3 separate regions of the Homo sapiens genome follow, and all the other regions are linked to region 3. A link is a loop called in an ENCODE intact Hi-C map of the cell type or tissue named here. Cell type or tissue: endothelial cell of umbilical vein. All regions are shown on one strand. Region 1 holds the start of SLC35H1 (solute carrier family 35 member H1). Region 2 overlaps SLC35H1 (solute carrier family 35 member H1). Region 3 overlaps CD40 (CD40 molecule).

The links. Hi-C counts contacts between places; a loop is a spot of excess contacts. Peaks named below come from ENCODE experiments on the same cell type or tissue, not always from the same donor. Only the 100,000 strongest peaks of a DNase experiment are listed, where the experiment ranks them.
Region 1: it touches region 3 in a loop (3-fold over the local background); 4 of 110 quality-filtered maps call a loop at or near these places.
Region 2: a loop joins it to region 3, with 13 times the contacts of the local background. A loop is called at or near these places in 80 of 110 quality-filtered maps.

What each region holds. Positions count from the first base shown.
Region 1 is chr20:46,359,101-46,367,100 of GRCh38, forward strand. SLC35H1 (solute carrier family 35 member H1) reads right to left here and starts at 5,325. Exons shown (of 10, transcript NM_015945.12): 1 at 5,271-5,325. ELMO2 (engulfment and cell motility 2) reads right to left here. Exons shown (of 22, transcript NM_133171.5): 22 at 6,950-8,000. It overlaps LOC124904917 (a long non-coding RNA gene), which reads left to right and starts at 5,439. Exons shown (of 3, transcript XR_007067614.1): 1 at 5,439-5,620. RefSeq lists a silencer at 5,046-5,465. In endothelial cell of umbilical vein, no CTCF peak of the experiment used is centred here; DNase peaks (open chromatin) are centred at 4,911 and 5,361; H3K4me3 peaks cover 1,236 bases; H3K27ac peaks cover 970 bases.
Region 2 is chr20:46,345,853-46,353,852 of GRCh38, forward strand. SLC35H1 (solute carrier family 35 member H1) reads right to left here. Exons shown (of 10, transcript NM_015945.12): 8 at 6,199-6,374; 9 at 4,909-5,038; 10 at 132-4,672. The coding sequence ends at 4,542. Among named protein-coding and RNA genes, the nearest start is that of SLC35H1, 15 kb to the right of the region's middle. RefSeq lists a silencer at 5,018-5,312 and enhancers at 5,428-6,019, 5,573-5,712, 5,723-5,782, 6,020-6,610. In endothelial cell of umbilical vein, a CTCF peak has its summit at 3,308 (motif pointing left); DNase peaks (open chromatin) are centred at 3,309 and 4,769; H3K27ac peaks cover 1,065 bases.
Region 3 is chr20:46,129,448-46,137,447 of GRCh38, forward strand. CD40 (CD40 molecule) reads left to right here. Exons shown (of 9, transcript NM_001250.6): 9 at 1-411. Among named protein-coding and RNA genes, the nearest start is that of CD40, 15 kb to the left of the region's middle. RefSeq lists enhancers at 473-622, 3,621-3,670. In endothelial cell of umbilical vein, a CTCF peak has its summit at 3,355 (motif pointing right); a DNase peak (open chromatin) is centred at 3,334; H3K27me3 peaks cover 736 bases.

The sequences.
Region 1 (8,000 bases), 230 kb after region 3:
AGGCTCTCCAGGACCTGGCCCCACTGGGCGCCTTTCAGCTCCCCAAACACACCAGCTTTCTTCCCGTTGTCTGAAGGAAATGAACGAACACTGCACCCACCCTTCAGTCCTTCATCAATCCTACCTATCTTCAGCTCAGAGGTCACTTCTTCAGGGAACCCCACCCCATCCCCTGAATCAGTCCCCTGAGATACATGTTGCTTTCACGGCTCTCCTACTTCTCTTTCATAGCACTTGTGCAGGGTGTGATTTGAGTAATGTCTGTCCCCTGAGAGGCTACGAGCGGCACAAAGATAGGGACCAGTAAGACCACACTGGCCTTACGCACAGCTGGTGTACTTTAAGTTCTCCGTCTGGTTTGATGACTGACAGAGAGCAGGCATGCGATTTTCAGGGGACTGGTCTGGTCTTTAGGGGTTAAAAATGGAGAAGGAAACCAACACTCTAACGGCTGGAACACTGTAAGACCAGGCTGTAACCACTACTCCCTGGAAGCAGAGCCTGCCTTACGGTATTGCCAAATGAAACCACTCCCAGCCTCCCTGTCAATCCAGCCAACCCTGATGAGTGCCCGGAGCATGCCGGGTAGACCTGTCTGTGCCTGGAGGAGCCTCAGGTCCAGTGTTATGTGATGATACCTGCTGCTTCATCTGGGTGCCCCCCTCAACCACAGATCCTCCTTTGAGACATTCCCATCCTATTGAAACGCCACCTTCTTCTCGAAGCCTTCCTAGGCTTCACGATCAGACACATTCTCCATCTCCCACCCCAACATTTCTGAAGGGAGCAGTTACATTCCATTCTGCACTCTGGAACTCTTGTTACTATTTCCCCTCCCCGGGGCAAACAGGGAGCTGGCTGTGTCCAAATGAATCTCTGGGGCTACAGTTGTCTTCAGAGGAGCTTTGGAAACCTGTGGCGGTATTTTGGGGATATGCTCCTGGCGTTCAGTAAGCAGGGATAAAGAAGGGGCAGTCCACATAGCCAATTACTGCTCTGCATCCCGCACGACTTTGACATCCATATAGGTGAAAGATTAGCTTATAATTATCTGAACCTAGAATGTAACTCTGTTTACATGTAAACACAGTGCAGTGTTTCCATGGTTCTGCTGTGAACTAACACTTCCAAGAATAAGACGCCTATGTACAATGAAGGGAGACTGAAAATGGTCAAAATTGGTCTCAAAATGGCACCAAAAGTGTCCATTCTGGAAAAACCACATCATCTACAGCAATGGCACTAGTGGTTTTCGAGGTGCGACACAACACGGCTGTGTCAGTCTGTGTCTGTGGCCATCACACTCCTAGAGGGTCCACACAGAAGGGACAGCTTCACTGCAACTTCCAGCACTATTGTGCCCAGAAACTTACATATTGAAACATATTTTGTTTTACTATCAATTACTTTCCTTTTATGTTATAGGGCATGGTTATTTATATTTTATTTTATTTTTTTTTTGAGACGAAGTTTCGCTCCTGTTGCCCAGGCTGGAGTGCAATGGTATAATCTCGGCTCACCACAAGCTCCGCCTCCCAGGTTCAAGCGATTCTCCTGCCTCAGGCTCCCTAGTAGCTGGGACTGATTACAGGCATGCACCACCACACCCGGCTAATTTTTTATATTTTTAGTAGAGATGGGGTTTCTCCATGTTGGTCAGGCTGGTCTTGAACTCCCAACCTCAGGTGATCCGCCCGCCTTGCCTCCCAAAGTGCTGGGATTACAGGCGTGAGCCACCGCGCCCGGCTGCATTTGTTGATTTTTAAAAAATTATGTGTAGGCAGTTTTTATTAATCATATGTTTCATTTTAGGGTAATAAAAGGGACTGTTACAAAATATTTGTAATAAAAAAGAGGTGTCAGATCCAATGAGTTGAGACTCCTACCTGACCTAATGCATTCTCATTCCTTCAAATGCCTTCTGTAAGCTGATGTCTTCCCAATATATGCCCCGGCTCTGATTCATGTGAACTCCAGAAGAATATCCAATGCCTACCTAACCTCTTCTTCCCTTAGATATCTAATATCAGGCATCTCACTCACATCTAGAGTGTCTGAAACTGACTCGTGTTTTCCACACCCCCATTTCATCCAAGCCTGCTCCTCTTCCTACTTCCCATCCCAGCAAATGGCTCCACTACTCTCCTAGTTGCTCAGGCCAAAAGCCTTAGGCTCATCTGATTCCTCTCTTCCCCTTAGCCCACATTCAATCAATAAATACCGTCAGCTCTATCTTCAGAAATATCCCAAATATGAGCACATGTCCTGAACTCCACCACTACCATCTCAGCCACCATCCTCTCCCCAAATGACTGCAGGAGTCTCCTACACGGTTCTCTCTACTTCTCCTGCAACCACCACCATCAGGCTCCTCCAACAAAGAGGGCGCATGGGCCTCAAACATACGTCTACAGATCTCAAAACCCACACTGTTTCCTCTACGCCAGGGTTTCTCAACCTGGGCGTTACTGCTGTTTGGGGACAGATAATTCTTTGTGAGAAGACCCATCCTCTACATGGCAGGATGTTTAGCAACATCCCTGGCCCATACCCACCAGACACCTGTCACATCCTTCCCCCCATCCCAAGTTGTGATACCCAAGAAATGTCTCTAGACACTGCCATATGTCACCTGAGGATCAAACCTGCTCCCTGTTGAGAACCACTGCTGACCCTGTCCTGTGACAGGCACTCACAGGACATGCTGGCACTAACAGAGCTTTCTTCTGAGCACTCTTCCCTCATGGCTCCTCCTGTGGCTTCCAAGCCAGGGAAGTCTGTTCACTCTTCTGTTAACCAACTTCTTGCAGCTCCTGCTTTTGCTGCATTTCCTGCTGCAGCACTGCAACACCGCAACACCCTCCCTCCACTGTTCAAATGCTGACCTTCCTTCACAGACCTGGCCCAGTTCCCCTGCCTCCAATAAGTCCCTATGGCTACCCCGCCTACAAGAAGCACTGTCTCAAATTTAACTTATTTTCTTATTGGGATTCAGAAGGTCACCTATGCCCAAACACAAAGCCAAATCTCAGCTAGAAGGGTCCCTGGAGATCATCTAGGCACTTAATGAGCATTTATCAAGCACTCCTGTAGGCCCACCACTGGAGACACAGACGTGAAACTGAAAAGGTCCCCACCCTTATTTTATAAGGGAAACAAGATTTAAAGGAGTAAACAACTCTTTTTGAAATCTCATTTGCTCAGGAAGGAAAGTCCATATTCTGCCCCACTTTCCACAGAGAGCAGCTTAGCTGGGGGCAGCAGTCACATCAAGGTAAGGCTGGCTGGTGCATCACTGGCACACCTGCTTCCCTCCATCTTCCTAACTGTAACTTGGGCAGCATGGTTTAGTGCTTAAGAGTGTGGGCTTTGGAGTTAGACACTGAGAATCAAATCCTGGTGTCCCTACTCACTACTGTGTGACCCTAAGTTACTTGACCTCTGGACTCAGTTTCTCCAACTGTAAAGTGGCATCAGGTACAGCATTAAATGCTGGCTCATGGTAGAGGCTTACTCCCCTCCTGGTCCCCTTAACAGTGAAACTTCCCCAGAGGACCCCGCACTGCCAGTCCAACTCCTTCACCCCCTGCTCTCACTTCAGCCCATCTCCACTGCTCCAATGAGTCACCACACCCTCCTCCCTGCTGCCCCTTCGAAGGCTTAGTCTCTATTCTTTTTGTTGTTGTTGTTGTTTTGAGATGGAGTTTCAAGGCTGGAGTGCAATGGCGTGATCTCGGCTCACCGCAAACTCCGCCTCACGGGTTCAAGTGATTCTCCCGCCTCAGGCTCCCGAGGAGCTGGGAATACAGGCATGTGCCACCATGCCCGGCTAATTTTGTATTTTTAGTGGAGACAGGGTTTCTCCATGTTGGTCAGGCTGGTCTCGAACTCCCGGCCTCAGGTGATCTGCCCGCCTTGGCCTCCCAAAGTTCTGGGATTACAGGCGTGAGCCACCGTGCCGGGCCGGCTTAGTCTCTATTCTTACCTTACACAATGGATCACTTCCTCCTCCTAGAAAAAACCTTCTCTTGGGTGCCACGATACCACATTCTCCTGGTTTTTCTTCTGCTTTTCTGGACTCCTTATTGGTCTTTTTTGCTGGCACCTTCTTGTCAACTCAATCTATAAAAATTGGGTGCCTAAAGCTTGGAACCTGGCTTCTCTTCTCTCTTAAATCTTACCCTACATAATCTCATCCTACCCAATCCACTTGCCAATGATTTCTAAATTCTTTACATCAGCCCTGACCTTTTCTGTATCAGACTCATATATCTAACTGCCTATTTGGTAGCTGCACTCCAAATATCTAAAACTTAAGATGCCCTAAGAAGATTTCGTAATTATTTCTCACGCTCCCAATCTATCCCAAAGTCATTTAGTAAATGCCAGCATAATACACTTGGTTACTTAAGCCAAAACCAAAAATCTATGATGAAGTCATCTTTGACCACTTATTTCTGTCATTTCTCAAATCCTGCCCTGTCAGTTCCACTTTCAATACACTTCTTGACCCCTCTACTTCTCTTCCTCTCCATTCCCACTACCACAGTCTAAGCCACAATTATCTTTCACCTGCTGACTGCCACTGGTCTAACTGGTCTCCCTGTTTCCTCTTTCGCCCCTAAGGCCTGGAATCTATAAAGCAGCCAGAGAGATGGCACACGAAACAGATCATGCCCTAAGGCTAAGCCCAGCTCCTCAGCCTGGTCCACAAGGAAGGCCTCTGTAACCTCATTCTTCTGCCACTGGTCCCAGCACCCGCCACAGCGGCCCCCTGCCACGTGTCAAACACATCAAACCTGTGTTTTTCTTTACTTGCTGCTCTTCCTGCCTTCAGCTCCCTTCCGCAGACCTCCGCTTGGCTGAATACTTTCTCCAATGCCCCACCCCTCCCAATCCTCGTGGCACTCCCACCTCTGACGTTTCCTTGTTTGCTCACGTGTTTACTGCCCGCCCCAATCCCACCGCGGGAAGCAGCCCCTCAGAGGGCAGGGCCGTGTCCGATTCCGGCCCGGGTCCCGCACCCAGGACGTCGCAGGTGCTCAGGAAATACCAGATGAGCCGGCGTCCGGCAGGTGCCTTGCAGGAGGGCGCTTGGAGACCCCTGCCCCCTCCACAGACGGCGAAACTGAGGCCCGGGGAGGGGCAGGGGCGTGGCGTGCCCCATGTCAACCCGCGCAGATCCCGGGTGGGGAGCCCGCTTCCCTTCTCCAGCCCCGGCCCCCCAGCCTCTGGGAGTGCGCCGGGAGGCCGGCCGCACACCCACTCACCTCGGCCCTGGGAGCTCCAGGCCGGAATCTCCCCACCGGAAGTGCGAGGCCGGATGCCGCCGCCGAACCGCGGCACGGGCGGTAACTTCCGCCGGAAGCTACCCAGGGGCTGGGCGGAGCCGGGGCGAAAAGGCGGGGCGGGGCAGCACGGGGGCGGGGCGTCTGTTGTGGTCGGGTTCTGAGGTGGTCTGGTCTTTCTGAGGTACAGCGTAGTTTTGTCCTCCGCGAAGTCCCTCAGGCTCAGAGCACAGCCGTGTAATTGTCTGCGTCTCTCCCGCGCTCAATCAGGGGCTTGCTTTGGAACCCCGGTGCCTGCTAGTGTTCTGCATACAGTGAGCATCCAAAAAATGGTAACTTGTTTACTTTTACTGAACAAATTGTTTTTCTTATGTCCAGTCTAATGCTGGGCAACCATGGAATGAACCACGAAGATAAGTATCTCATGGGCTTTTTCTTCTGGGAGCTCAGGCCAGCTGGGGCCATTACAACTTAAAACTTGGGCGATCCAGAAGTAATACGAAACATTTGTGAAATATTTTCTGTATGAAACTTTCTAAGAATTATCTCAACTTCAATAGGTTGAGTAGGGAGAGAGCATCCCAGATAGAGGAAATGGGAGAATCCTAAAGGAGGGTGAGAAAGCTCCAGCCGTGCCTGGGGCTCACAGGTTGTTTGTAACTGTGGTGGTTAAAGTAGCCAAGAGGCAGGTTGCAGTGGCCCCAAAATGCCAGCCTAGGGAGTTCAGATTTTCTTCATCTTGCGGGATGGATTAAAAGGGCAGCATTTGCAGTCAAGAACATTAGGCCAGGGCAAGCTAGGGTTGCACATTCAGACCCAGTTTTGTGCCTTTCGCCCTCCTCTAGCCTCCTCCTGGGCTCTCTGGCAGTAAGACCAGCTGCAAACATGGATCCTTACAAGTGACTCAGCTGGGATCCCTGGCCCCTCTGAACAGAAGGCTCAAGGCCAGAGTGTAAGCAGTGTTTTATGCAAACTGCGGCTGTCACCGCCGCCAGCTGGCATCATGCAGGCATTAGTTCATTCAGTGCTTACCAAGCACCTACAATGGTACCCATCACTGCCCAAGGTCTTGGCTTTATTCAGTCCTCAGGCTTGTATTGCATGCACTTTCTATGCCTTTTGAAAGAGCCTGTCCTCACACCCTTCTCTCTCAGAGGCAAGAGATCTATTTTCATCACCACCCTCATTTAAGTCTCCCAGCTACCAAGGCCAAGGTTTGGAGCAACAGCCTAAAACACCAGCTGGAAGGCTGGGCACTATGCACAGGCAACACACAGGGTAAAGAGCGTGTCTTCTTTGTAAGGCACAAGTACTCGAGCTGTTCCCTGGCTGTGTCCCTGGCAGGGAGAAGAGGGAGGATGTGTTCATGGGGGTGTACAGTATGCCTTACCTTGCTGTACCCAGCAGGGTTGAGCAGAAAACGCTTCGTCCCAGTGCAGCAATCTGTGAACACTCTTAACCAGCAGGTGTGTGTCTGTGTGTGTGTATGTGTGGGAGGAGCGAATGATGAGGAGGAAGGGACTCTTGGAAGGTGACTAAGGGCTCCAGCTGGAGCTCTCCAGAGTCTCCCAGATACATGGAGATCAAGTCTTGTCAAGGTGAAATCTTCACCATTGGGCAGGGGGCAAGTACAGACAAACAGCTGTTAACAGGAACCACAGTTTGTACATGAAAGAGTATTTATTGAAAACATGGTTACTGACAGGAAGCTCCTGGCTGCTCTCTGGTTACAATCTTGGCTCACAACTGGAAGTGTTACATACTTTTTACTTCCCCTCAATTTTATTTTTCCCCAAGGTTCCATCCTAAGATAGGTAGATCTTATATAAATATATATACACGTCTGTATAAGTATGGCCTATAGTAATGAAAATATATAGTACACTCTTCATTGGGTAGTACCTACCATGCCAGGCCACCAATACTGAATGCCAATGTGCTAACGTATGTCCAGGGAGAGAGGCTGTGTGTGTGGTTTACAAGTGCTGCAGCACCAGGGAAGCCCCACTGGCACAGGTGTGGCCTCAGCCGGCCTCAGCCAGCTCCCTGAAATCATGGCCAATGGCAGAAACCATAGCACTAGGAAGGGAAGGCCAACTTCCTGGGGTCTGGAAGGCCAAAGGAAAGCAAACTGGAGGGGGCTGCAATTCAGGTTAGGGGAGATTTCTCTCTGAGGAAGGAAAAGGTATTAATGTGGGGGAAGAGCAGTAGAATCTAGTGACCTCACCACAGTCTAGGCCCAGGCCTCAGCTGGGTTTTCCCTGCAGCGTTCCTGGAGACTTAAGAGGGCAGGACTTGGCCAGGAGGTCTTTGACTTGCTGGGATGAGACTGAGCGCTTGCAGGGAGAAATTTCCGTCTGCTCTGATATCTGTATGGGCCAGAGAGATCTGGTGGCTCTAAAGACCAGAGATGTTAGAGCCAACCTCAGAAGCAGCAACGTCTTGGCACCATATGAAGCTGGAGTGAGCCCTCATCAAAAAAGACAAAAGCAAAAGCCTCAGGCTTGTACTCAGATCTAAGATACAGGTAGTCACTTCAAGGCTCTCAACACGCCCAACACACCTGTCCTCTGCAGGCAGCCTTTCCTGGGCCAGCTGTTGCTCACGTGGGGATCCAGCTGATCAGAGAGCAGGCTCAGGAGGAAAAGGTGAGTGGCTGTTGTTAAATCCATTTCAAGAAGCAGTTTCTTGGACTGGAAGGCAAGGGCATCT
Region 2 (8,000 bases), 220 kb after region 3:
AAGGTAGCAGTAAGCTATGATTGTGCCACTGCACTCCACCCTGGAAGACAGAGGAAGACCCCATCTCTAATAAATAAAATAAAATAAAATAAAATAAAATAAAATAAAATAAAAAGCCCTACAGAAGTTCCTTGAGGACAGAGACCATGTTTTAATGACTTCGATATCTCCAGCAGCGATCACCGGCCAGGGCACATTGTAGACTGTCCAGAAACACTGATGGAATGCATTTGAATGCATTTTCCTCTGGTTCTATGTTCTGTCCTTCTGTTGTTCCCCAGCAGGAGAGTTCTCATCTGACATCCAGAAGAGGACGGCCCCACCAGCAGGATGGTGGTGGGACTGGGAGATGCTGGCCTGTTTCTGGGAAGTATGTTAGTTGCCAACGAAACTAAATAACCATGGGAACAGACGTTAAGCTAATTGGTTACTACAAAGCAGGGGTGAAGGGACGTGGCTGATGTCAGGGCTGTGCAGTTAGGGTGAAAACTCCATGGGATGGCTGGGAGACCGGAGGCTGGCAGGAATGGGCGGTGGTGGGAGGGAGCAGCCCCTTCTTACAGGGCAAGTCATTTGGAAGTTAGAACCTGTAAAATCCCCACTTTAGTTTCCGCTAGTGGAAATTCCTTCAAAAAACAAGCATCTGGGCCGGGTGCGATGGCTCACACCTGTAATCCCAGCACTTTGGGAGGTCAAGGCAGGTGGATTACCTGAGGTCAGGAGTTCAAGACCGGCCTGGCCAACATGTACTGAAATACAAAAATACAAAATACTAAAAATACAAAAAATGCTGTGGCGTAAAGCCATGAACCTCTCACCCCAACTTGGGACAACTCTGAAAGGCATCTCAGCTTTAGAGCTCCCTGTACTAAACATACAAAAAATTAGCCAGGCATGGTGGTGGGTGCCTGTAATCCCAGCTACTTGGGAAGCTGAGACAGGAGAATCACTTGAACCCGGGAGGTGGAGGTTGCAGCGAGCCAAGATCGTGCCATTGCACTCCAGCCTGGGCAATAAGAGCAAAAACTCCATGTCAAAAAAAAAAAAAAAAAAGCATCTGTTAAGTGCATGCTCAGTACCAGACACTGCAGCAGAGATGGGGATCTTGGAAGGCCAGAGCTCCAACGCTGGCTCCTCCTCTCATCTGGGCGAGTTATGTGACGTCCTTCCTGCTCCATTTCCTGAGTGGTGATGACTATGAGCCGAGCACTGTGTGCTTTACCTACATTATTTTATTTCACCTTCACAGTAGCTTCCTTCAGGTGTATGTATTATTATTCCTTCTGTAGAGACAAGGAAACAGGCTCGGAGAAGATCAGCAACGTGTCCAAAAGCACGCAGCTAATCACAGCAAAGAGAGACACGTCTCTCACTCTACGGCGTCTGCAGGTTGTATCCTTAGCCATCGTTATGCTTAACCACTTGGAACTTAGTTTCCACAGCTAGGAAAGAAATACAATCAGTCCTTACTGCACCGGGCTGTTACAGATTAAATAACCTATGGCAAAGGCCTAGATGGTGCCCAGTGAACGGTCTTTTCTGTTCTTTCTTCCCCATTCCCCAGCCCACTGCCTCATCACTTTCCTGGGCTGGGAGGAAGGCTGACTCCAAAAATGAATGTCTCTGTCCCCAAGTCCGGCAGTGTCTGCCATGTAGCCAGTACTCACTGAATGCTGTCGACCTAAATGGATGGCCTGGGAGTCCCCACCCTCAGTCCATCACTAGTGTGTGATGCAGGAAGCTGCAGCAAGTACCATGAGGAGAATTCTCTTGGTGCCATGTAACTACTCTCAAGCCACTGGGATTTTCAGGTTTTTCACAGCAGGATAAAGCAGAAACAGATGGAGACAATCCCTTGAGCCCTCAAGGCAGAAAAGGGTACCGGAGTGAAGATGAAGGTATGCCGGGCCCTGCCTGATGGCTCAGGTCCCTCCCACAGGCAAACTGCAGCCCATTCTCACCGCCACCACAACACCAACTGTGGACGTCCTCACATATTGGAGCCATTAACCTTCCTTCCACTGTGGGCCCCTGGGAGAGGTGGTGGGCAGGTAAGCACTTGAAACTCGAACCTGCAGGTCAGTCCTCTCTCCGCCCCTTCTGCAGAAGCCTCGGAGCTGGGGCTGTGTGGGGACAGACACCACAGCCTTGGAGAGACAAGTCACATCCTCAGCTTCCCCTCAACCTGTGCAAGCACCGCGTTGCCATGGTGATGCTGCAGCCCTGAGATGCAATGGCTGCAGACAGCATGGGTGGTTCTAGGGCTCAATGCCGAGGTGGACGCTGTCTGGCCTGGGAGGCCAGGCGATTGGGTGGGCTGGGTGGGGGAGGAGAGGGAGCCCTCCTTTAGGTTCAGCTGGTAATTGCTGCTAAATGAAGGGCTGTCATTGAACCCAACATGTGCGAGGTAAGGGCCCCCGCTCTGCACCTTGTAATTACTGCACCAGACAGCAACGCTTGCTCCCTGTGCTGGGAGGCGGGCAGTGGGGGAGCAGACAGGAAGCTCTCATCCACCTGAGCCAGCGGGGCTCTGGCAGACTCCCCCTGCCGCCCAAGCAGCCTGCATCCCAAGCAGCCTCTAAGACGGAGGAGGCCCTGGCCCCCCTCCTTGGCTGGCTCTTCCCACATCATCCAGCTGGAGCACGAGCCTCCTTTAATCTTGGCCTCTGAGCTTGCGGAATCCAAGGGGGGCAGAGGTGCAGGAGCCAGATAAGAGGCCGCTTCCAAGCGCCCTTGGTGCTCCACCTCCGCCTGCTGAGTCTGTGCTGGGAATCTGAATTAGAGGCAGATCTCGGTCTGACTCCTGAGCACGGAGGCTCTGAGGGCCTCGGGCTAGTCACCGCCCCCTCCTGGCTTCAGTCTCCTGCTGCAGAAGTGGAAGTTGGACTCGAGAATTCTTGAGGGTTCTCCTGCTGGTAAACTTCAGCCAGCAAGCTGGATCCTACTTTTGTAAATGGGGTTTCACTGGGACAGCCACACCCTGGGTCTGTGTCATCTATGGCTGCTTTTGTGCTACGATGGCAGAGTAGCTGCAACAGACGCCATATGGTCCCCAAACCCCAAATATTTACTATCTGGCCCTTTACAGGAAGTTTGCAGACCCATTTTTAAAGTATTAAAGTTCTCCTGGGCTTAACCGAACGAGCTTTAGTGACTCCAACCTGATGGAAACAATTTTAGAACAAGCCCTATCCTTGTCCCCACCCATGGATACCCACTGTCCTCTTCCAAGCACCCCTTTTCTGCCGGTGTCTGGATAGCCGTGGCAGGGCAGCTGGGCTCTGGGAGCCAGTGTGGTGCAATGGCGCCACCTGCTGTGAGTGCCTAGGAGCACTTCGCCTGGAAAGCTTTGTCCCCAAGGGCCGGGGGGGTCTCCCATGGCCCGGGAACCAGTTTACAGGAGTAGACTCAGTCCACAGCACATCAGAGCTGGGGTCTTGCCCCCTCCCTTCCTCATTTGAGAGAGGCCTGCAGTCTAGAGAAGACGTGGGACTTGGCCAAGGAGGAGTGGAAAGCCCAAGCCCCAGGGGCCCATGAAGTTCCAGGAGGCTGTGTGGATGTCACGTGCAGCACGTGCACACACAGACGTACACAGACTTGGATGTGAACCTCAGCCCGGCCACTTAAGCAGCTCTTTATCTTTTCCAGGCTTTAGTCTCTTAGTTGTTAAAAGGATTAAAAGAAATGCTTATATAACATTTAATCTGTTACTAATAATGACTCAATCTTCAAAAGGACTCTGAGATAGACATTATCCCCATTTCACAGATTAAAAAACTACGGCACAGACAGGTTAGGTCATTTGCTTAGGGTCACACAGCTAGTGACAAAGCCAGTATTCAAACTAGGCTGTGAAAACATGTAAGGTCTCCAGAATGCAGTACTCAGTAAACATTCATTTATTTCCTGCCAGCAGGTGCAGTGGGGCCCCACTGGGGAGGGGACTGGTGTTCTAACAGGAGCGAGAAAATGAAGGAGGCCTGGCTTAAGACCAGACATTTGAAGAAGGCTCCAGGCAGGGAAAGGAAAGGAGAGGCCAGGCCCACACTGTCCCCTCCCTGCCCCCACGTCTCCAGCAACACAAGGCGGCCAGTGGACCGTGAACCATTTATTTCCAAACTATAAAGAAACCTGCTCTCTGAGAAAAGACACTGCCCAGGTGATGAAGCTCCAGCCCCTGGAGGTCCAAAACCCAGTCCAAACTCAGTCCCTTTAGAAAGCTGCTGTGCCTTGGAAATGAGTCTCGGCTGTCAGAGCCTGGGAAGTGGTGGGAAGAACCAGCCCACTCCCCTCTCCTGCTGCGATTCCAGCGCAGCTTGGGCCCAGCTCTGGCCAGTCCCAGGCTGGCCTGGTGCTCGCCCCTTGTGTGACCAGGCTCTGAAGGGAGGGGCAAAAGTCATGAGTCCCTGGCTTGGCCCCACCACCTGGTGACTCCCGTCCACAGCTCCCAGCTACCATGATGAGCCCTGGCGGCTTGAGCACAGTGAGTGCTGGCAGCAGGCTGGGGAGTGGCCTGCTTCTAAGCCATTTGCCCTGGCTGGTCACTGCTGCCCCTGGGCCACAAAGTACTCCTCCTCCTCATTGTCACCTTCCTCCCGCTGGCTGCTCCGGAGCAGCAGCTCCAGGTCGGGGCTGGAGCCCAGCCCCTTCAAGGCCTTGGGGCCACCATCACCTTGGGATAGAGAGAGACCACAGTTACAGGCCCAGTCGTGGTTTTCTTGGTTTGCTCTGATTTGCATGTGTGCTGAGTCACCCAGGCCCCACCCACCCACTCTGGAGATGACCCCCACATCTTCCTAGAGGAGTGACGGCAGCAGAGCCACCGGGCACACTTCCTGCATCAGAATCACTAAGAGTCACAGGGAGAAGAACAGAAAACAGAGGCTTCTGGAAGGGACTCTGGGTTACCTCTGGAATGCAGGGCTTTGAGGGCAACGTGGAGGGATATTCCCGAGAGGCAGAGGGCGAAGCCCAGCCAGTTCAGGAGGCTGATCTGATCGCCCAGCAGATGAGCTGCCAACAGCAAAGTGCAGACTTCCTGGGGGCAGAGAAGCAGGAGGGAGCATGATCAACAGGCAGATTTGGCTGCTTGACCAGGAGGGTGGAAGGTGGGGGCACTAGGTACACTCAGGTGGGCAGATCAAGATCTTACTGAAATCCTGGGCCCAGGCAGGCAGAGAGGTCAGGGGACCCGGCCGGCTTGCGGCGCTGTCCCGCCAGCCTCCTTTTGTGAGATGCAACAAAGGAGGTGCTTGTCATGGAATTCTGTCAGGAATAAAAGAGGCAAACCAGATCCCAGGCTGGGGACCAGGGTGTCCAGATCGCGCCTTATCCACAAGGATAAAGGACGGCTGCCCCAGAAGGCAGCCACAGAAGAGAGCCCTGAGCCTATGTGTGAGAATGCTGTGTTACCCCGGACTGAAGACACAACTGGTCCCGGGGCTCTCTATAAACAGAGACTCCAAACAGGACTGGCAAGGCCGTTCATCCAAGAACCACAGCCATGCCTCAGCATGCGGCTGGCCACCAGAAGACCCTTGGACAGGCCTGCATTTCTGGGTTTAGGCAACACTGCTTCAACACTGGTGTGTGCCTGGCCAAAGAGAAAAGTCCCTCCCTGCCCCTGAACAGGGAGGACTGTTGAAATGTGTGGGAGGGAGAAGGAGAAGTGAGAAGAGGTATGAGAGGGAAGGACAGGCCTGCGAGGCAGAGGTACAGCAAGGCTGGCCACAGGGGTGCTTTCTCAGGGTCTCACTAGCCCTGGCCATGGCCTTGGAGGACACCGCCAGTCAATCACGGAACTCTTTCCTGATGAGTCTGGATAGGGGCTGTTCAACCTGTGGCTCCAGGCCACTGCCCAGTGCCAGAGTTGGCAGTCAAGGTAAAATGTGAATGCATTCCAGGCCTAGCAGAGTCAGAGCTGGCTTTGAGGCCCCTGCTGTGCCCTTGGGGAGGGGCGGCTCTCCATCTGTGTCCCTGTCTGTGGGATGGGAGTGATCATACCCTCTCACAGGGCTGTGGTCAAGGCAGAAGGAGGGGCCAGCACAGCACTCAGCAAAGTGCCTGGCACCTAATGGGGCACTTCCTTCTCTTCTCTGCAGGGCCCTGGGGTGCAGGAGCTGGGACTGAAGCTGCTGGTGAGAAACCCCTGGGGGCTCCCTCTCTAAGACAGGACTGGCATCACGCCCGAGTCTGTACCTTAAAAATGCCGGCAATGGAGAGAGTGAGGCTGGAGGTTCTGGAGACCAGGAGGAACTCAGAGAAGCCCAAACCAAAGGCGAGAATCCCGCCAAGGAAGAGGCTCCCAAGTACCCGCAGGAGCAGCCCTGTGTCCTGGAAACGGAAGATTTTCTCAGATGTGGACAAATGGAGACCTGAAAGCAACAGGGAGAGAGAGTGGGAGGCCGGGTCCTGGGCTGCCTTGGCCAGCCCAATGCCAACCACACAAGATCTTCCACTGTAGTAGTGAGTTCTTACTGAGACCTGCTAACTGTCTGCAGCCCAGAGAAAAAGCATGGAAGGTATAAAGTGATCCCACACAGATGGCCTGAGACCTGGGGAAACCAGGGAAGCAGTGATGGCTGCCAGAGCGCCTGGGGGCAATACAAGCCAGATCCTAGCAGGATGATGCGGATCCTAGCGGGATGATGGGACCCTAGCGGGATGATGGGGATCCTAGCAGGATGATGGGATCCTAGCGGGATGATGGGGATCCTAGCGGGATGATGGGATCCTAGCGGGATGATGATGGGATCCTAGCGGGATGACGATGGGATCCTAGCGGGATGACGATGGGATCCTAGCGGGATGACGATGGGATCCTAGTGGAATGATGGGGATCCTAGTGGGATGATGATGGGATCCTAGCGGGATGAAGGAGATCCCAGTGGGATGAAGGAGATCCTAGCGGGATGATGGAGATCCTAGTGGGATGATGGGGATCCTAGCGGAATGATGGGGAGGGCTCGTCTGAGCCTCTGGGGTGAAGTAGAGGGGGGTGGCCCTGCATGGAAAGACGGATGGAAGTGCCCTGCACCTTTGGACAGTATTCCCTTACTGGTCTGTGGGGAGGGGCTCATGGCTGCTGACTTCATGGGGTCTTTGGAGCTGTGGTAACTACTGGGCTAAAGAAGGTAGGGCGGCTACCAAGTGACGAAGGACCAACAGTGCCCCAGCCCACTCAGGGAACTCCTTGGTCTACATTTCAGCCAGTTCACCTACAAACAGGGACAAAATTCTATCCCTACAAACGTTCATTTTAATCTAGGTCTTGCTAGTACAGAGCTGTGGGACTTGGGCTGAGATGTGTCCCCTTTCTGGACCTCAGTTTCCTTACTGATAAAATGAGAGGCCTGGGACCAGACTGGTATTTCTCCAACCCGTGGTATCACTTGATGAACATTTCCCAAAAAGAAAATGCAAACACATGGCCCCTTGCTCCAGAAACACAGGCATGCACACCCCCTACCCCAAATTCAGCTTAGACTTTCGGAGGAGTCATGGTCCCTCCAACACTGTCCATCTGGAAGAATGACTCCCGGCGTCCCTCCCACACGAAAGTCCTCGTGGTGTATTAGCACAGGGTGAAGGGGGGCCCAGAACTGGGCACAAGAGACAACTGTGGTAGCTGGAAGCTGGACGAGTATTTTGAGATTTTTGGAGGGAAGCACCAAAGAAATGCCGAGTGACAGTCCCCCCAGGCAAAACAGCCTCACAGTGTAGGACATCTTGTTTGGTGCTGGGCTCAGCAGAACTGCAAAGGCGTCGGCAAATTGAAGGGAATTCGGGGAAGAGCAGCATAAGTAATGAAGGCGCTTGGGGGATTAATTTACCAGAAAAGATTAAAGGAGCTAAATCCATGCAGCTTTGCCAAGTGACGACTACCAGGGGCTTTCAGATGAGGTTTTGCAGAGATGGGGCATGGTGTAAACACACGGGAGGGGAGGGAGAGTGTGGCGTTTGGTACAAGGGGGCATAATGAAGGAGTGGGGAGAGATTTT
Region 3 (8,000 bases):
CAACTGGAAGCTGCTTAACTGTCCATCAGCAGGAGACTGGCTAAATAAAATTAGAATATATTTATACAACAGAATCTCAAAAACACTGTTGAGTAAGGAAAAAAAGGCATGCTGCTGAATGATGGGTATGGAACTTTTTAAAAAAGTACATGCTTTTATGTATGTATATTGCCTATGGATATATGTATAAATACAATATGCATCATATATTGATATAACAAGGGTTCTGGAAGGGTACACAGAAAACCCACAGCTCGAAGAGTGGTGACGTCTGGGGTGGGGAAGAAGGGTCTGGGGGAGGGTTGGTTAAAGGGAGATTTGGCTTTCCCATAATGCTTCATCATTTTTCCCAAAAGGAGAGTGAATTCACATAATGCTTATGTAATTAAAAAATCATCAAACATGTAAAAAGAAAAACGGGGGTGAACATGCTGGGTGACATGAGCTATTTAACCTGCTGTCAGGCTCACGGAATGAGGGCATTTTCTGTAGATAAATAAGAATGTCCCCAGGCTGCTGCCCCTCCAGGGTGGTTTCCATGTGTGCTCACATGTGGTATTGAGATTGCAAAGTGCTCTTCCCATTTGATTCATGTTCACAAAAATAGCCTTCCCCAGCAGGGTGGGTCTGCATCCCTCCCTCTTTTACAGAGGTGGAAATGAGGTCCAGAGAGGCGAAGTGACTTGCCTGTGGTCACACAGCGGTGTCTGGTGGTGCCATGCTCAGAGCTCCTCACTCTGGGTCCTGAGCTCCTCCCAGATCTGCCTGCTGTCTGGAACTGACATCTGTAGCTCCTTCCCAGGGAGATCCTGGGTCTCTCACCGCCTTCTGACCTCCCTGTGGCTGCAGGAGCTACTGCTTCTCGGTCAGATGGTATCCCCTTCCCCCAAGCAGTATCTCAGGATAAAAATAAACCATCCTGTTCTCTTTTCCTGCTGAGCCAACTGAGGGGGAGCCTAGCCAGGAGGAGCGGCAGATGGAGTGGGAGCAGAGGGGAGGGGAGGGGAGGAAGGTTGGAGGACAAGGAGGAGAAGGAAGAGCAATGCAAAGTGCCATGCAGAACCCCGGCACAAAGGTTCGAGGTGAGGTTTAACCCAGGGGTCTCAGCCTTTCCCAGGAAAGAACCTGCTTTGGATTTCCCCAACACATCCTGCTGGCTGGAGGGTGTGGGGCGATGGGGGGCAAGGGGAGATGTGGAGAGGGCTTATCCCAGTGGAGGCTGTGAGGGCAGCTGCGAGCCAAGAGAGGGGCACCTGGCTTGGCAGGCTTCCCAGAAGAGCTTCAAGAACCATTTGGATACACCAGGTGGAGGCCTTTGGTTTAGAAAGTGGAGCAAAGTGGTGGTGGCGGGGAAGGGGAACTTTGGGACCTAATTCTTGTCTCTTATCTAGAGCCTAAGAGTGAGTGTTGTTCACTTCTTTGGTGGTATGGTGGAAAGAGACCAAAGACCCACGCCTGCCACAGATCATCTGTGTGGCCTTGGATGAGTCACTTTCACTGCTTCACTTCTCAGTTTCCCTATCTGACAAATGGTGACAATATCTGCAGCAGACGCTATTGATGCCTCCTGTGTTCTCTTCTAGGTCAGAGCTTCTCAAATTTGAGTGTGGGTCAGGCGCAGTGGCTCACGTCTGTAATCCCAGCACTCTGGGAGGCTTAGGTGGGCAGATAACCTAAGGTCAGGAGTTCGAGACCAGCCTGACCAACAGGGCAAAACCCCGTCTCTACTAAAAATACAAAAATTAGCCGGGCATGATGGCGGGTGCCTGTAATCCCAGCTACTTGGGAGGCTGAGGCAGAAGAATCACTTGAACCCGGGAGGTGGAGGTTGCAGTGAGCCGAGATCATGCCACTGTACTCCAGCCTGGGCAACAGAGTGAAACTCCATCTAAAATAACAACAACAACAATAGCAACAACAACAACAACAATAGCAACAACAACAAAACTTGAGCGTGTATCTGGACCACCTGCAAGGTGGTCCTCTCCACTATTTTCAGAACTGGAAGGATCCTTAGAACTCCTAGGGACCCATCATGCATCCGGGAACAAAAGCCCAGAACTGAGTAACTTTCCTGAGGCCACATAGAAAGCTCCTGGCCAATCTCTGTTTAGAACCAGAACGTGCTAACGCTGCCAAGAATAACCACCTCTTCTTGTTAAAGATCGTGGGGCCCCACCTCCTGTGTTTCTGATTCTGTGGGTCTGGGATGGAGATCAAGAATTTGCATTCTAAGAAGTTTCCCAAGTGGTATTGATGCTGCCGGCCCAGGGTTTATACTTGGGGAACTACTGCCTTCATATTTCTTTCTTTCTTTCTTTCTTTCTTTTGAGGTGTTGTCTTGCTATGTTGCCCAGGCTGGAGTGCAGTGGTGCCACCCCAGCTCACTGCAGCCTCCATCTCCCAGGTTCAAGTGACTCTCCTCCCTCAGCCTCCCAAGTACCTGGGACTATGGGTGTGCGCCACCACGCCTAGTTAATTTTTTGTATTTTTAGTAGAGACAGGGGTTTCACCATGTTGTCCAGGCTGGTCTTGAACTCCTCACCTCAAGTGATCCTCCCGCCTCGGCCTCCCAAAGTGCTGGGATTACAGGGTGAGCCACCGCGCCCAGCCAGCATTCATATTCCTATACTGTGTAAGCAGCCAGTTTCTGACTGCAAGCACTGGGGATCACTTGCCTCAGGGCTTTTCCAGGTCTTGAAAACATGCTTGGTGCAGAGGCAGGCCAGGTAAGCTGTAGATGGGGGAGTTAATTCCCCGAAGTACTTTCAGCCAGCCAAGGTTGAAAGTGGGAGGATAAATACTCAAGCTTCCTTGCCCTTGGGAGGGACAAATGTGAGCTGTGTTCTACAGTGTCTCCGAGGCTCCCTGGAGGGACTGAGCTATGGAACCTACAGTGGGCACTCTGCACTGATTCCCATCCTTTCCCTGTCTCACATCCCCTCTCCACCACTGGTGCTTCCCGGGTTCAACTCCCAAATAAACGACCTGCATTCATCCCTAGTCTCAGGATCTGCTTCTGGGAGAAGTTCCCCCTGAGAATCAGCAGAGCCCATGCACAACAATGTGCAATTTTGTTTTTCTTAGCGTCCCTAATGAAGGGAAGAGGTGGTTATTCTTGGCAGCGTTAGCACATTCTGGTTCTAAATAGAGATTGGCCAGGAGCTTTCTATATGGCCTCAGGAAAGTTACTCAGTTCTGGGCTTTTGTTCCCGGATGCATGATGGGTCCCTAGGAGTTCTAAGGATCCTTCCAGTTCTGAAAATAGCGGAGAGGACCAACCTCTTCAGGGTGTAGGGTCCTGCCCGGTGCGTGGACGGAGGGGGTGGCCGTGAGGCGCGCATCAGCCAGAAGGTGGCGCCAAGGTAACGCCCGAAGACCCTGGCGGCGGCTTGGGCTCCCTGAGTAAAGTTGGGTTTGCTGACTCGCCCCACACCCGCCCACACTTGGAAGAGGAGACCTTTCTTCCCTTGACCCCATCAGCCTGAGCCTCCTGAAGCTTCTACTCTGCAACTTCATCCATTCCCAGGTCTCATCCTTGTCATGAATACTTCCTTCCTTAACAAATACCAGCTGCGGTCCCACTGTGTGCCCCATCCGGAGCTAGGGTTGTGCACAGTGACACTGCTAAGACACTGAGTGCTCACTATGTGCTAGGCACAGCGCTAAGGACTTTGCATGCATTGCCTTAATCTTTATGACAGCCCTGCGTAAGACGTGGTCTCTTACAATATACTTTTTACAGATGAGATGCAGAAGTCAAATGACTTGCTAAGGTCTCGAGAGTTAGAGCTGGAATTTGGACCTAATTAGGTTGACTCAAAAGCCTGAGGTTTTTGCTCATTCAGTGAGTAGGAAAGTAGGCATATGTTGCGGGGTGATGTAAACTCATGCCCGCAGGGGCTGGAGAAAGGGCTGGGAGTCAAGTCAGGTGGCAGACGCTAGGCAAAATGGAGAGGCTCTGCCCATCTTTGGGGGACAGCCTCCATTGGCTCCTTCCAATGGTTGCCGAGCAGGAATGAGGGTTGCAGATTGTCTGGAATCTGGATTTTTTTTTTTTTTTGAGACAGAGTCTCGCTGTGTCGTCGCCCAGGCTGGAGTGCAGTGGCATGATCTCGGCTCACTGCAAGCTCCGCCTTCCAGGTTCATGCCATTCTCCTGCCTCAGCCTCCCGAGTAGTTGGGACTACAGGCGCCCACCACCATGCCTGGTTAATTTTTTGTATTTTTAGTGGCGATGGAGTTTCGCCATGTTAGCCAGGTTGGTCTCGATCTCCTGACCTCGTGATCTGCCCGCCTCGGCCTCTGAAAGTGCTGGGATTACAGGCATGAGCCACCGTGCCAGGCCTGGAATCTGGATTTTTATGTGAACTCTTACTATTTTTAAATTCCAAAAATTGGTCAAAAAATCCACAAAAGTGGCCGGGCATTGTGCTCACGATTGTAATCCCAGCACTTTGGGAGGCTGAGGCAGGCAGATCACCTGTGGTCAGGAGTTCAAGACCAGCCTGGCCAACATGGTGAAACCCCATCTCTGCTAAAAATACAACAAAATTTGCGGTCATGGTGGTGCGTGCCTGTAACCCCTGCTACTCAGGAAGCTGAGGCAGGAGAATCGCTTGAACCCTGGAGGTGGAAGTTGCAGTGAGCCGAGATTGCACCACTGCAGTCCAGCCTGGGCAACAAGAGCGAAACTCTGTCTAAAAAAAACCAAAAAAACAAAAAAACCCACAAAAGCTTGGTGAGAGCATGGGAAAGCATGTCACAGACGGCTGGGATTAAAAGAGACTGGAAACTTCCCTGTGTCCTATCCTTTTGTTTTTATACGTGGGGAAACAGAGGCACTGAGAAAGTCCAGAGCTGGCTCAGGCAACATGTCCTGGGCAGCTTGTCTCTCTCTGTGCCCAGCCAGGAGTTGAAGAGCCCCTGGGGGCTTAGGATCCACCCTGTGCACCCCAGGTAACCAGGGCCTAAGGCACTGATGCTCTGGGACTGAGGGACTTCCCTTGGGAGAGGCCTAGTTGTGTGTAGATGTCCTCCTCATTCTATGAACAGTCCCCCGACACTCCCACCCGTGCAGCCCCAGCCACAGGCAGGAACACACACCAGCTCTCCCACTTAAGCCTTCAGGCCCTGCAGTCAATTCCTCGGGCAGCAGAAGTTATTAAAGACCCTGCCCCCAAGGACTTCTCTCCCACCGACTGATTCTGGCACAGCAAATTACAAACCCATCTGTAGGGGTGGGGAGATGCAGTTTTAATTTGTAAAAACAAAGAAAGAAAAAAAAGAAATCTATGCTGTGGTCCTGGAGTTGGGGAAATGGAGGAAGCTCCTGAGGGGGCTCCTCCTGGGATGAGCAGTATGGTTACCGTGGGTGCTCCAGGAGAAGCCCAGCAAGGTCGGTGAGCAGCTTGGGCCCAGCCAGCTACAGCCAGTGGGCAGGGGGTGAGGGCGCCTCTCTCTTCCTATGCTCGCCCTCCCTTCCTGTCCCTGGGGCTCCCTGCTGACTGGCACATCCCTCTGGGCCTTGGTGCCCAGCTAGTTCTCTGCCTCCCGCTCACTCCAGTGCTCCTTCCCATCCTCTGCAGCATCTGCCCGCACCCTCCTTCCTGCTTTCTCCAATGCTTTCTAACTACCTCCTTTCCCATCTCCAGCTATTCCGACTCACCTTGTTCTCTTTTGAACAAGTGTTATTATTCTGCCTAATTATAAAAGTCATGCTCATGCACCACACCCCTCATCCAAGCAATAAACAGGACCAGGGAAGTAAGACCACTTGTAAACCTCCCACCCCCTGCTAACCACAAGATATGGGTCCTTCTAGACTTGTTTTCTCTGAGATAAACATTTTTTTTTTTAAACTTGGGCTATTATTATATGCATTGTTTTGTAAGCAGCCTTCTTTGCTTAGCAGTGTACGGCAGACGTCTCTCCATGCCAATTACATAGAAATGGACAGCATGGCTTTTTTTTTTTGGTCTCACTCTGTCACTCAGGCTGGAGTGGCACGATCATGGCTCACTGCAGCCTCAACCTCGTGGGCTCAGGTGATCCTCCCGCCTCAGGCCCCTGAGTAGCTGGGACTACAGGGATGCAACACCACACCTGGCTAAGTTTTGTGTTTCTTTGTAGAGATGGCATTTCGCCAGGTTGCCCAGGCTGGTCTCAAACTCCTGGGCTCAAGTGATCCACCTGCCTTGGCCTCCCAAAGTGCTAGGGTTACAGGCCTGAGCAACTGCACCCAGCAACAGCATGCTTTTTAATTGGTGCATAGGATTCCACTGTAGGGCTGGATGCTGATTCATGAAGAGGCTCCATGAAGTCCCTCCTGGACTTTCAGGCAGTGTTTCTCTTTCCTTTTCCTCATGAGTCTCTCCCTGGTGCCTCCTCCGCTTTTCCTCTCTCTCCATCTCTTCGTCTCCTACCTCCCATTTTCTCTCCACCTTTCACTCTCCCCTCCTCTCTGACTTCATCCCTGAGTCCCCACCCTTAGTTTCTCCTGTCTTCTCCCCTCCACACCCCACTCTCCCCAGCCCTACCCATTCCCTCTGACTCTCTGCTCCCTGCGGAGGGTGGGGGGTCCATGGTGTTTAACACCGGCTCCCACATCAGACACGTGCCATCTCATTAGCGTGCCTGTCCCCCAAAGTGAGGCAGGCAGGAGCCACAGTAGCAGCGAGAGGCCTAATTGAATGTAACTAATTATTCACTCCCTTAAATGGGCCTGGGAGGGACAGAATTACTCACTCTGAACTGGGGAGACAGGGAACTGGCCGCTGGCAAACAAATCCTGGGGCCTGTGGAGAGGGCTCTCCTTGGAATACTAATTAGGGCCGAGTGATGGGATAAAATCAGGGACAGAGACGCCTCTCCCTGCCCTCCCACCTCGTCTGGGAAATTGGGGGTCAGGAGGAGGAAGGGACTCTTGTGTGAATCTAATTGAAGGACCCCTGGGAAGTGTTAATACGGGGTGGGGGCAGGGGAAATGAAATGCTGAGCCTGGGGCTTGAGGAAGGCAGGGGGCTAATGTTTAATATGGAGAGAGGCGGGAGGGCACAGCAGTGCCTGAGGGAAGGAGCTGGCAGCAACCCCAGAGCCACCAAGAGCTGAGGGAACCCCACTGGCTCCTGGGAGGAAGCCCTTCTCCTCCCAAGCACTACCAAGTGCCAGGCCCTGTGCTAAAGACCGGTGTTCCAAATCTTCTTGAAGCCCTTTGTGTGTTGGCTCACTCCGTATCTCAGATGAGAAAAACTGAGGCTCAGAGAGGGGAAGCGGCTCCTTCATCCATGATCAGGCAGCTAGAACATGCAGGGCGGGGCCTCGGTTCCACCTGGCTGCAAAGCTTCTGTTCCTAACCCCTAGAATTACCCAGGCCACATCCCAGACCAATTAGATAAAATTTCCATGGAGGTGGCATGTGACGGTCATAGTCTAGGCATCAGTATTTTTTTTTTTTTTTTTGAGACAGTCTTGCTCTGTCACCCAGGCTGGAGTGCAGTGGCGCGATCTTGGTTCACTGCAACCTCCACCTCCTGGGTTCAAACGATTCTCCTGCCTCAATCTCCTGAGTAGCTGGGATGACAGGTGCCCGCCATCACACCAGGCTAACTTTTGTATTTCTAGTAGAGACGGGGTTTCACTATGTTGGCCGGGCTGGTCTTGAACTCCTGACCTCAAGTTGATACATCTGCCTTGGCCTCCCAAAGTGCTGGGATTGCAGGTGTGAGCCGCTGCGCCTGGCCAATCATCAGTATATTTTTTTAGAGCTTCCCTGGTGATTCTGAGATTCAGCCAGAACTGAGGACCCCTGGTCTGGACTTTATTTCCCTATTTGAGTCACTGCTTCTATTTCACAAGTGGCATCCATCCTTCTACTGAGCCAACCTGTCCCAAAGGACCTCTAGGCTCTATCTAGCCTTATCTCTGGGACTGGTTTCCAGACAGCTGGGAGCACGCAAGTTGGGGCAGGAGGGACTGTGTGGAATAGGATGAGGGAGGGTT